Linked DNA regions of Homo sapiens: region 2 is linked to region 1. A link is a loop called in an ENCODE intact Hi-C map of the cell type or tissue named here. Cell type or tissue: K562. All regions are shown on one strand. Links, peaks and the distances in the headings refer to the core of each region. The heading gives the core; the rest is flanking DNA.

Evidence for each region. Hi-C counts contacts between places; a loop is a spot of excess contacts. Peaks named below come from ENCODE experiments on the same cell type or tissue, not always from the same donor. Only the 100,000 strongest peaks of a DNase experiment are listed, where the experiment ranks them.
Region 2: a loop joins it to region 1, with 6 times the contacts of the local background. A loop is called at or near these places in 6 of 110 quality-filtered maps.

Annotation. Positions count from the first base shown.
Region 1 is chr10:28,988,652-28,994,033 of GRCh38, forward strand. No RefSeq gene overlaps it. Among named protein-coding and RNA genes, the nearest start is that of C10orf126, 140 kb to the left of the region's middle. RefSeq lists an enhancer at 2,205-3,404 and a silencer at 3,149-3,443. In K562, for the core only: a CTCF peak has its summit at 3,285 (motif pointing left); a DNase peak (open chromatin) is centred at 3,250.
Region 2 is chr10:28,875,709-28,881,090 of GRCh38, forward strand. It overlaps C10orf126 (chromosome 10 open reading frame 126), which reads left to right. Exons shown (of 5, transcript NR_164114.1): 5 at 4,430-5,382. Among named protein-coding and RNA genes, the nearest start is that of C10orf126, 32 kb to the left of the region's middle. RefSeq lists an enhancer at 4,302-4,522. In K562, for the core only: a CTCF peak has its summit at 3,102 (motif pointing left); a DNase peak (open chromatin) is centred at 3,123.

The DNA.
Region 1 (5,382 bases), core at 270-5,269:
GCCAGAGCCAGCTTGTTAAATCACCTGAGCCGAATATGAAGTTTCCAGGAATTCTGCAAGTTAGTTGTTAAATGCAACCATTACTAAAAATTAAACAATATAAACTTATTATTAAATTATATTAAAAACCAAGGTAATAAATATTTAGAAGTCAACGCTTCCTGATTTTACTCCATTTTACGGAGGCCGTTGATCTGTATTGTATTCACATGGTAGGAATACTGTACGATGCCAGGCTGCTGCACATCTCTCCCCAACTCTGCTTTTATTCTTTTTATTGATCTATTTATTTATTTGGAGATAAGGTCTTGCTCTGTCTCCAGGCTGTTAGAGTGCAGTGGTACAATCATGGCTCACTACAGCCTCAAACTCCCGGGTTCAAGTGATCCTCCCGCCTCAGCCTTTCAGGTAGCTAGCACCACAGGTGCATGCCACCATGCCTGATTACTTTTTATTTTGTATTTTGTAGAAATGGGATCTCACTATGTTGCCCAGGCTGGTCTTGAACTCCCGGGCTCAAGCAGTCCTCCCACCTCGGCGTCCCAAAGCACTGGGATTACCAGTGTGAGCCACCATGGCCTGCCTGTTTTCAGCTTTATTGGTGGAAATCAGCTATGGTGGAAGTATGAACACCACAGAAATCACCAAACACTACAAATCAGTAGTGGTCAACACTTTATAAATGCTCACTGGCCGTTTCACTCTGAATGAACAAAAGTCCCCATCTTCTGAAGAACTCACCAGGCCTGAAGCCTCCCCGCAATTCCCAACATACACCTTCTTCCCTAGTCTGGTAAGTTTATCCTACTGAAATACTACACCTGGAAGCCCAGCTAAAGTCTCACCTCTCTAGTGGAACTTTCCTTCTATTTTATTTATCTGGTCTTCCTGTTTTCCAATTCTTTTTATTTCATATACACAGTCTCACACTAACCTGTTCCTCAATGTCTCTGACTTTACTGTAAGTTCATAGACAGAGTCCATACACATTAGGTGCTCAATAAAGGCATATCAGGGGCTGGGCACGGTGGCTCATGCCTGTAATCCCAGCACTTTGGAGGGCTGACATGGGTGGATCACTTGAGCTCAGGAGTTCGTGACCAGCCTGGGCAACATGGTGAAGCCCTGTCTACAAAAATTAGCTGGGCATGGTGGTGCATGCCCGCAGCCCCAGCTACTTGAGAGGCTGAAGTAGGAGGATCGCTTGAGCCTGGGTGGTTGAAGCTGCAGTGTGCAGTGAGCATGTCACGGCACTCCAGACTGGGCAACCGAGCAAGACTCTGTCTCCAAAAAGCAACAACAAAAACAAAAGACAAATCACTGATGCAGGACTAGAGACCTGGCCCAAGATAATGTTACTAAGAGTAGTGAAAACAGATTTAAATATCATTATCATCTGATGGACCTAACCTTTCTGTCATTTGTTTCACTCATTTGCATAACCATCTGTGAGGTAAGCAATATTATCTGAACTTTACAGATGACAAAGTTAAGAAACTTGCCAGGTCAGACGGCTAGTAGGAGGCAGAGCTGGAACTTGAATCTGTGCTCTTTCTAAGAGGAGGAATTACTGGAGGAAAATGACCGAGGTTTCCATGGTAAATTGAATTGTGTTGGGAACTATACATGGTATTGGAGACTGCTCTGGTGGCACCATGAATGCCCTGACTTGGATACTCTTGTTTTCCAGGTAAAGAGACTGTATGTGGTGTTTTGACATTTTTCCAGAATCCCAATGTGCACAAGAGGCTTTCTGGGTGTGAGACATTTGTAACTAGGGGAATTAGTGCTATCCTGTTGGGCTGGCCTCTTGGAAGTGATTTGCCTTGGTTTTTCTCAGTGAGGGGACTGAAGTTGGGGAAAATGACAACAAGGAATTGTAGCCCTTCTTGCTGTGGTTGGCTGTGACAACACATGACACACATCATCCCCTCCACAACCAGAACAGGGATTCATGGGGACCCCAGAAGGCTTGACTGATGGACTAAAATGTGGGCTTTGATGGCCTCCTTCTTTTGGCCCTGCTTTTGTTTTTTATTGTTGTTGTTGTTGTTTGTTTGATTGTTTGTTTTTTCTGAGATAGGGTCTCACTGTTTTTGCAGGCTGGAGTGCAGTGGCATGATCACGGCTCACTGCAGCCTTGATCTCCCCAGGTTCAGGTGATCCTCCCACCTTAGCCTCTCAAGTAACTGGGACTACAGGCACGTGCCACAATGCCCAGCTAGTTTTTGTATTTTTTATAGAGAAAGGGTTGTGTTGCCCAGGCTGGTCTTGAACTTCTGGACTGAAGCCACCCTCCCACCTTGGCTTCCCAAAATGCTGGGACTACAGGTGTGAGCCACCACTCCTGGACTTGGGCCTGCTTTTGAATGATGCCAAGGCCGTCACGGTGGTCTCAAAGTCAAGCAATACAGTCAACCCAGAACCATGTTGGGCTCATCTGATCTTAGAGTCAGCCTCTCTCTGATACATTTAGATCATGTATTAGAACGGCAGCAAAAGGCACATGATTGTAGAGAGGGATGAGCTTTAACCAAGGTTAAAGAGCTTTGGCTCTTACTGGTGATGGTCCTGAAGTCAGTTATTTTGCCTCTCTTTGCCTCGGAGTTTCTTCATTTGCACAATAGGGGTAATGTTAGGATTAAAGGAGATAAAGTATGGGTCTAGTACATGGTCAATGATCATCAAGACGAAGGTTTTCTTGCAGAAATACAGGTCGGGCCCCTCAGCAGGGATTTGGCTGGTCCCACCTGATGTCATTCTTCCCACTAGTTTCAAACTGGGCTGCTCGCCTGTGGCCAGGGAGTGTATTCCAAAGCATTCCTGTTCGCCAGCTCAGGCCTCAGGGCTGCTGTGAAGCTGCAATTCCTTTCATGGAGCTCATGTGTGTGACAGGGTGTGCCCAGCTCTTAAAGTGCTTTGAAGAAAATGCCTTTGTGCTAAAAGCTCTATAAATATAAGGCGCAGACCTGGGCGTGGTGTTTCCAGAATACTCCCAATTTGATGTTAGCTGTCATCAAAGGCTCAGGTCATAGAAAAGTTGGAAATGGGGGTGGTTTGCCAATTCAGTGATTCCCCAAAGCAGAGATGATTGTTTTTTCTTTTTTTTTCCAACTTCCATTGCTTGATGGTACAAGGCCCATGTTGCCTTTCTTGTGTCCAGAACTACACAAACCTGATTTCAAGTATCCTTTTGAAGAATTACCAATTGCATACTCTCTCTCTACCCCTTTCTTCCCCACCCCACCCACCAACCATCCAGAGCCATCCAACAGCTCCTCCTGGTGGCCATTGCGGAGAGAGATTCTCTGATCACACACCTTTACCTTCAGTATGAATGTGCTTCATTCATTTATTCAACCACTTTTTATTGGTTAACTACTATGCACAAGGCATCTTGCTAGATGCTGGAGATACCAATAGAACAAATAGGGTTCCTGCCTTCATGGGGTCACAATTCTGTGAGGAAACAGACAAACAAGTGATTATAATTACACAATGACTGTGTCATAACAAAAGTATGTACAAGAGCATGGGGGAGGAGCAGGAAAGGAACCTAAGGCATGTTGATATTGAAGCTAAGAAGGCCACAACTTCAGGGCCTTCTCATTTGCATGGTCCCCTTCTGAGGCCATATCACATGTGCATATAACACACACACACACACACACACACACACACACACACACACACACATATTTTTTTCAGACAGGGTCTTGGTCTGTCACCCAGGCTGGAGTGCGGTAGCGATCACAGCTCACTGCAGCCTCAAACTCCTGGGGTCAAGCGATCCTCTCGTTTCAGCCTCCGGAGTAGCTGGGATAACAGGTACACACCACCACACCTGGCTAATTTTTGTATTTTTTGTACAGACTGGGTTTTGCTATGTTGCCAAGACTGGTCTCAAACTCCTGGCCTCAAGTGATCCTTCCTCCTCAGCCTCCCAAATTGCTGGAATTATAGGTCTTAGCCACCATCCCTGGCCTATGGTCATAGATTTTTATAAAATTTACAGGAGTAACCCATTTTGAAGGAATCAGTTAAGATTACACTTGTCTTCTGCACTAACACTTACTGTCATATTTCTCCTGTTATTGGGGGACATGGAAGCAGGAAAAGTTGTCTTTGGAACTGGCTTAGGGAGGGTTGAGTTGGGGATAGAATTCATTTGGGTTTAGTGAGGTTTTTTGTTGTTGTTGTTGTTGTTTGTTTTTTTTTTTTCTTTTTTTGAGATGGAGTTTTGCTCTTGTTGCCCAGGCTGGAGTGCAATGGCGCGATCTCAGCTCTCTGCAACCTGCCCCTCCCGAGTTCAAGTGATTCTCCTGCCTCAGCCTCCCGAGTAGCTAGGATTACAGGCATGCGCCACCACACCCGGCGAATTTTGTATTTTTAGTAGAGACGGGGTTTCTCCATGTTGGTCAGGCTGGTCTCGAACTCTTGACCTCAGATGATCGGCCCACCTCAGCCTCTCAAAGTGCTGGGAATACAGGCATGAGCCACCATGCCCGGCCCCTGGGTTTAGTGAGATATTTTTATGGGTTCATAGTTAAGCTATTGTCAGGCTTCCTTGTGTAGGAGCAGCTTCCAGAAATACTTCTATCACCCACCTTTCTGACTCAGCAACGCTGTGACATAAAGCTTCATGATCAGAGGCTACATCACAATTTAAACATGTCTGCTAGCTCCGGACACCAGAGCTAGGTGAACAATGGAGGAGAAACGTGATTTAGATAGATGGAGCCAGAAGCTAGTCTGCGGAATGTTCTTCAAATTATCAGACGTGTCACTTTGTAAGCAGAGGATTTGGTTGTGGGAAAACTTGAGAGAGGCTTCTGCAGATGTGGGAGCAGTTTTCAACACTTTTTTTTTTTTTTGAGACGAAGTCTCACTCTTGTCCCCCAGGTTGGAGTGCAATGGCACGATTTTGGCTCACTGCAGCCTCTGCCTCCTAAGTTCAAGCAATTCCCCTGCCTCAGCCTCCCAAGTAGCTGGGATTACAGGTGCCTGCCACCACGCTCGGCTAATTTTTGTATTTTTAGTAGAGATGGGGTTTCACCATGTTGGCCAGGCTGGTCTCGAACTCCTGACCTCAGGTGATCCGCCCACCTCAGCCTCCCAAAGTGCTGGGATTACAGGTGTGAGCCACCGCATCCGACCCAGTCTTCAATGACATCACTACTGAGTTTTGAAGCTGGAAGACATGTTTTCAAACAATCTATAGGCTAAAGCAAATCACCATAAAGTGTTAGAGCAAAGAGAGTGGATCTTTTTTAATCCTCTGTATAGAAAAAAAAGGTAGAAAATTGTTTTATGAAGAAGAGATCAGCGTTTGCAGCTAAAAAGTAGAGGAAAGAGAACTATTCTAGAGGCATATGAGGCAGT
Region 2 (5,382 bases), core at 170-5,169, 110 kb before region 1:
ACCTATTCAGCAGCTCTGTGGGGATGGCTGGGGAGCCCCAGGTTTGCAAATGCAACGGCGAGTCAGCCTGGAAAGTCGGCACCACGGTGCCCTCTCCCTGCCAGGCTCCTTCCAAGAAATTCCCAGCTACCCTGCTGTTTATTAAACAGCTCAGTAAAGAAAGCACAGGGGGCAAAACAGCCATCCTACATGAGCAGAAGGCATTCACAAGTTGCCAGAGTGATTTTGTCTGAGTGTTCGGCCTGGAGGTGGCTGAAAGAGCAATAATGAAACAGAATGGGCGGTCCGAGCGGACATGAAACAGCGATTACACGGTAGGTATTTCTTTGTAGTTAGGCACTCTCTTTGCCAGCATGAAACTCAACTTGAACTTACTCAACAGTTTAAAGTCAGGGATTCCAGAGACTTAGCTTTGGAAAACACGTGAAGAAATGTTCGGGGGCAATGCTGAAATTTACAAGGCTGATGCGAAAGATCGCATGTGTGAATGGAAATGCTTTATCATTATGGATTTATCTTCTAATGATGCATGCTTGTAAAGCAGTATCCTGAAGCAATGGCGATATTAAAATACATAAAAAATTATCAATAATTTTATACACACACACATCCAAAATCAGCTACATTTTTACAGATTAGCTATTTAACTGGTCAAGGGCAGTTAGGCTTAATTAATGTGAACTTAGCCACTAAAGTTAATAAATTCTCCCATGGGAGCTATGAATCGAGAGGGTGAAAGGAAGTTGTCTATTTAATAGCTAATTAAATCACTAGTGTTTTCCGACAGTATCATTTTCTGGGTTTTGCAAGCTAACAAGGAAGCATCACTTTGATTTTTTTTTTAAATCGAGAAGATTTAAGACAATTTTTGCTCTGTAAAGCAACAAAAAAAAATAATTCATATAGACTTCATGGAAGATTTGTTTGTTTGTTTTTAAAAAAACCTTAACTATTATAAGTATTTCCCTAGTTGCCTGTAATCTAAAAAGTCAAGACATTTGCTATTGGATTAACAATGCTTTGACCGACTAACATACTGATTTTGAGTTATTATTTCCGCTAAGATGAAAGAAAGTTTCATAAAGAAGGCAGTGAAAACCCAGGATCCCTGGCCCCCAGGGTGGTTTTGTGGTAATGAGTTAAGAGGTTAGGGAGCTTTAATCAGTGACTTTGGCATCTTTACTCAATATATGAAAGAATTACGAAGGTTCCTTAGGTACTGAACTTCCTCCCAAGGAGGGAGCTTAAAACTCAAAAACTTAAGGATTTAAGTGCATTGATTAAAATTCAGTTGTGAGAGAAGGGAGAATTCTTGTTTGAGAATTCCCTGCAAAATCATTTGATAATCACTATAAGACTTTCTTACAACACTTTATGGAGGTAAATTTAAACATAGTAAAGTGAAAAAATCTAAGGCAAAAAATGTGATGACTTTTATACATATGCTTACAACCACGTGACTACCACACAGTTCCGTGTTCCTCAGCTGAGTGCGATTCTAGTCTTTAAGAGAAGGTTTTTGTTCTGCTTGTTTTTTTTTTTTTCTTTTTAACAGCCTGGCACTTAAAGTGGGCCAAATATTTCACCAGGTATAGTCAGCTGTAGAACTAGTGATCTTGTCCAATGCTGTAAGAAAAATAGGCTGTGATTAAACTTGTTAAGTAATAATGGTTTACTGGGGCTGGGCACAGTGGCTCACGCCTGTAATCCCAGCACTTTGGGAGGCCGAGGCAGGTAGATTACCTGAGGTCAGGAGTTTGAGACCAGCCTGGCCAACATGGTGAAACCCCATCTCTACTAAAAATGCCAAATTAGCTGGCGTGGTCGCGCATACCTGTAATCCCAGCTACTCGGGAGGCTGAGGCAGGAGAATTGCTGGAACCCAGGAGGTGGAGGTTGCAGTGAGCCAAGATCGTGCCATTGCATGCCAGCCTGGGCAACAAGAGCAAAACTCCATCTCAAAAAAAAAAAAAAAAAAAAAGAAGAAGTAATGGTTTATTGGACTTGATTTTGGTACCTCCTTGAAAGATTTTGAAGAGCAATTTTGAGCATGTGAATTTTTGCAATGAGAGATTATTTTACTCCTTCCTAAGATAGGATTCCCCTATAGTCTCAGAACAAAGGATAGTTCTTTGAATAGTATATTTCAGCCTTAGGGAATCACATTTTAGTACTTCATTTTATAGTGGGTGGATGAAAATTTCATTATGGGTGTTCATCAATTCTCATAATTTAAAATCGTAAATTAAAAATCACTAACTTAAAAGGGTTTAATGTCTCCATTGTGGAAGGCATTTGGGATCTTGGCATTTGAGTTAGTTTCCTGACCCAAAGGCTCAGACAGTGGAAGTATCATTTCCCTAGTCTCCAGCATTCTTTAAAAACAGAATTACAAGAGATAATATATGCAGTGCCTGGCACACAGCAGTGGGGAGAGCAAATGTAAACTCTTTCCTCTTTCCTCACAATCCTTCTCCTCCTTGATTCCACTTCTAAATGTCACAGCTGAGTACTGGTAGCTGTGAATAGATCAAGAGATGTCAGACAGTGGAGACAGGTGAATCTTGAGTTAAGGCGGAGATGAGGGTGAGGTGTTGGTGGAGAACATAGGTAGGTTCAGGGTCTAGAAGGTGAGTTGGTCTGGTGTCCTGAAATATAAACCTTGTTGACAAACACAGGCAAGAGAAGGTCCAAGTGATGAGAGTTGATGTTAAGGACCAGTGGATATTGGGAAACAGTTGAGCAATGGCTATTAGTTGAGCACAATCATTCCATTCAATTCAACAAACATTTATGGAGTCCTTTCTATGTGCAACTAAATGCTCTAAGATTTCTGAGTTAGGAACAGCCTAGCATGTGGCAAGTATAATTGATGGCTGATTGCCGACCTTGGGCAAAGACAATCAATCTCTGCTCTGGCTTGAGTAATCTGGTTTGGGTAGATAAGGATCACAGTGAGCACTGTGTTGGGGGAGGGTGTAGAGTGGGGGGTGACACATTTCTGCATGTGCTGATGGTTGCAACCAAAGACAGGGCTTCTGAGAGACCTACGTTGTAAATGTTCCATCTTGTTGGGCTGTTCCCATTTGTATCTGTCTCCCTCTGGTGCTAGATTTTTTTGGTTTTATGTGTTTCTAAAACAGAATCCGGTCAATTCCCTCTGAGGTCTTCAACTGGAGTTTGAGTTGGGAGGGCCATGCTGTGTAGGGTTTGGAGCCACGTGGGGCCTGCCAGCCCTATTAAGTTGCATTCTTTTGAAGTGTGTATCTCCCCTTGCACCAGCCCTGTTCCCCACCTGTGAAGCAGCTTTTGACTTCCATATATTATGGAATATTATGCACATAAGAGAAAAGAGCTTCATTTTATTTTCTGTTTTTTTCCATACTTCATCAACAATTAACCATGTTAGAAAAAGTAGAGCTGAAATAATCCCATCAGGAATTGGCACTGGGTTTCTGGAAAACTTAGTCCTAACCACCTCTTTTATTTAGTGTGTTTGTCTAGGAATTGAGAAAAGCTTGAGTGTTGGTTTATCTTATGTTTCCAACTAAGAGTAATTTCATAAATACTAGAAACCTTGCAGGGAAAAAACCTATTTTCATAAAATGATTAATGCACTAGGCAAGGGAAATTTGAATGAGGCACTAGGCAAGAGAAATTTGAATGAGTGGAAACTAGAATTGGGCTCCTTGATCTTTTTCTGCATGCAGCACTTTTTTTTATTTGGAAGCAATCCCCAAAGTTTGGAAATCTGTTTAGGTTATGAAACCCAGTATTCAGATGACTGTCACATCTTCATTAAACAAAACAAAACACAATTTTGTGCCTTCTGAACTGAAGAGTTCCCTCTATGTTGTAGGGGATGTGATGGGCTCTCCAGCCTATGAATATAGGATCTAACTGCACACACCCCTTTATGCTGAGAGGCCTCCCAGTTATAAGGCTGATGTTGTTTTTTATGACAAGAAACTATTTGCAAAATTTGATTTAGGAACCAATTAGCTAAATTTAAGATTATGAAAATGAACCAGAAAGAGAAGCCTCTGATAAACAACTTCGGCTATTGGGAGGCGGACCCCTCACATCCCATGGGGCCTCCAATCAGAGGCCTCGAGAGAATCGCTAGGAAGCCTGAAAGTGGGTGAGGCCTGGGCCACTGGAGACTGCTCCTGGCCCCTGGCCTTCTTCCACTTTGGAAGAGACCATCCTGTCCTGGAAACGTGCTCCGTGGTGACACCACGGCGCAGGGTTGGCCTTCTGGAGTCCATGTCTCTGGAAGCCGCATCCACATCCCGCTTCCTGGTCCACACTGAGTGAGGCTGGGAGAGGGTTTCCAGGGGCACTTCCGTTTCAGCTTGTTTCTATTTTAATGCCTGGAGACAATTAAAGACCAATGTCTGGTGCCAGTATTTTTTTTTTTTTCCCACAGTTCACGCTATTCTTAGAAACAGTTGAGCCAGTGGCGGTGGAGTCTGAAGGCTCTGGAATCTTTTCCTTCGTGTGGCAGCAACTTATTTTTCCTGCGGAGGCTCGGTGGTGCTTTTCTTGGGCTCAGGATTGCGGCTTGGATGGCTCATTCCCTGGGAGTGCACACACTGAGCCCTTTGGAAAGGCAGCAGCAGGACAAGGATCAGTGGCAGGCAAAGAGGCAAAAAAAGCAGGACCCGGGTTCCATAGGCAACTGCTTTATTTACAGTTCCAAAAACGGTGCTTGTTCAACTATCCTGAACTTTTGTAGAAGTTCAAACTTGGAAATTGTAGTGATGAAATGAGAGCTGTGTTTTAAAAATTACTTTTAACTGTCTATGAAGCAAGTCTACATTTTGGCAAAATGGGCTGCTTTTAATCTGGTCATGTGGGATTTAAAAAAAGATTTAATTCAGCTGGATTTTGCAAAGCCCTTGCATTGTATGACATGAGGTTATTTAAGGTATAGTTTTGTCTTCAAAGAGAAGAAATAAGACACACGCATGGATTTTTAGAGTAAAAATAACGAGAGAATGTTATTACCCAAGAGCATATATTAGCTCACTTGCAGTGATGTTGAACTGGGAACATTCCAGAAGGATTCCACGTGAAGCAGTGTTTGCATTTGTATGTTTGAAATGCTCCATAACAAAATTGAAAAACTGTAAGAGCAAAATAAATAATAATACGGATTATGAAGTAATTAAAATGAAGCAGAGAAAAAACCTGTAGGATGCAGCCTAAATAAATGATACTTTAAATCAAGCTTATCCAACCCGTGTCTTGTAGGCCACAATGTGGCCTAGGACATATTTGAATGCGGCCCAACACAAATTCGTAAACTTTCTTAAAATATTGTGAGACTTTTTTTTTTTTTTTAGTTCATCAGCTATCATTAGTGTTAGTGTATTTTAC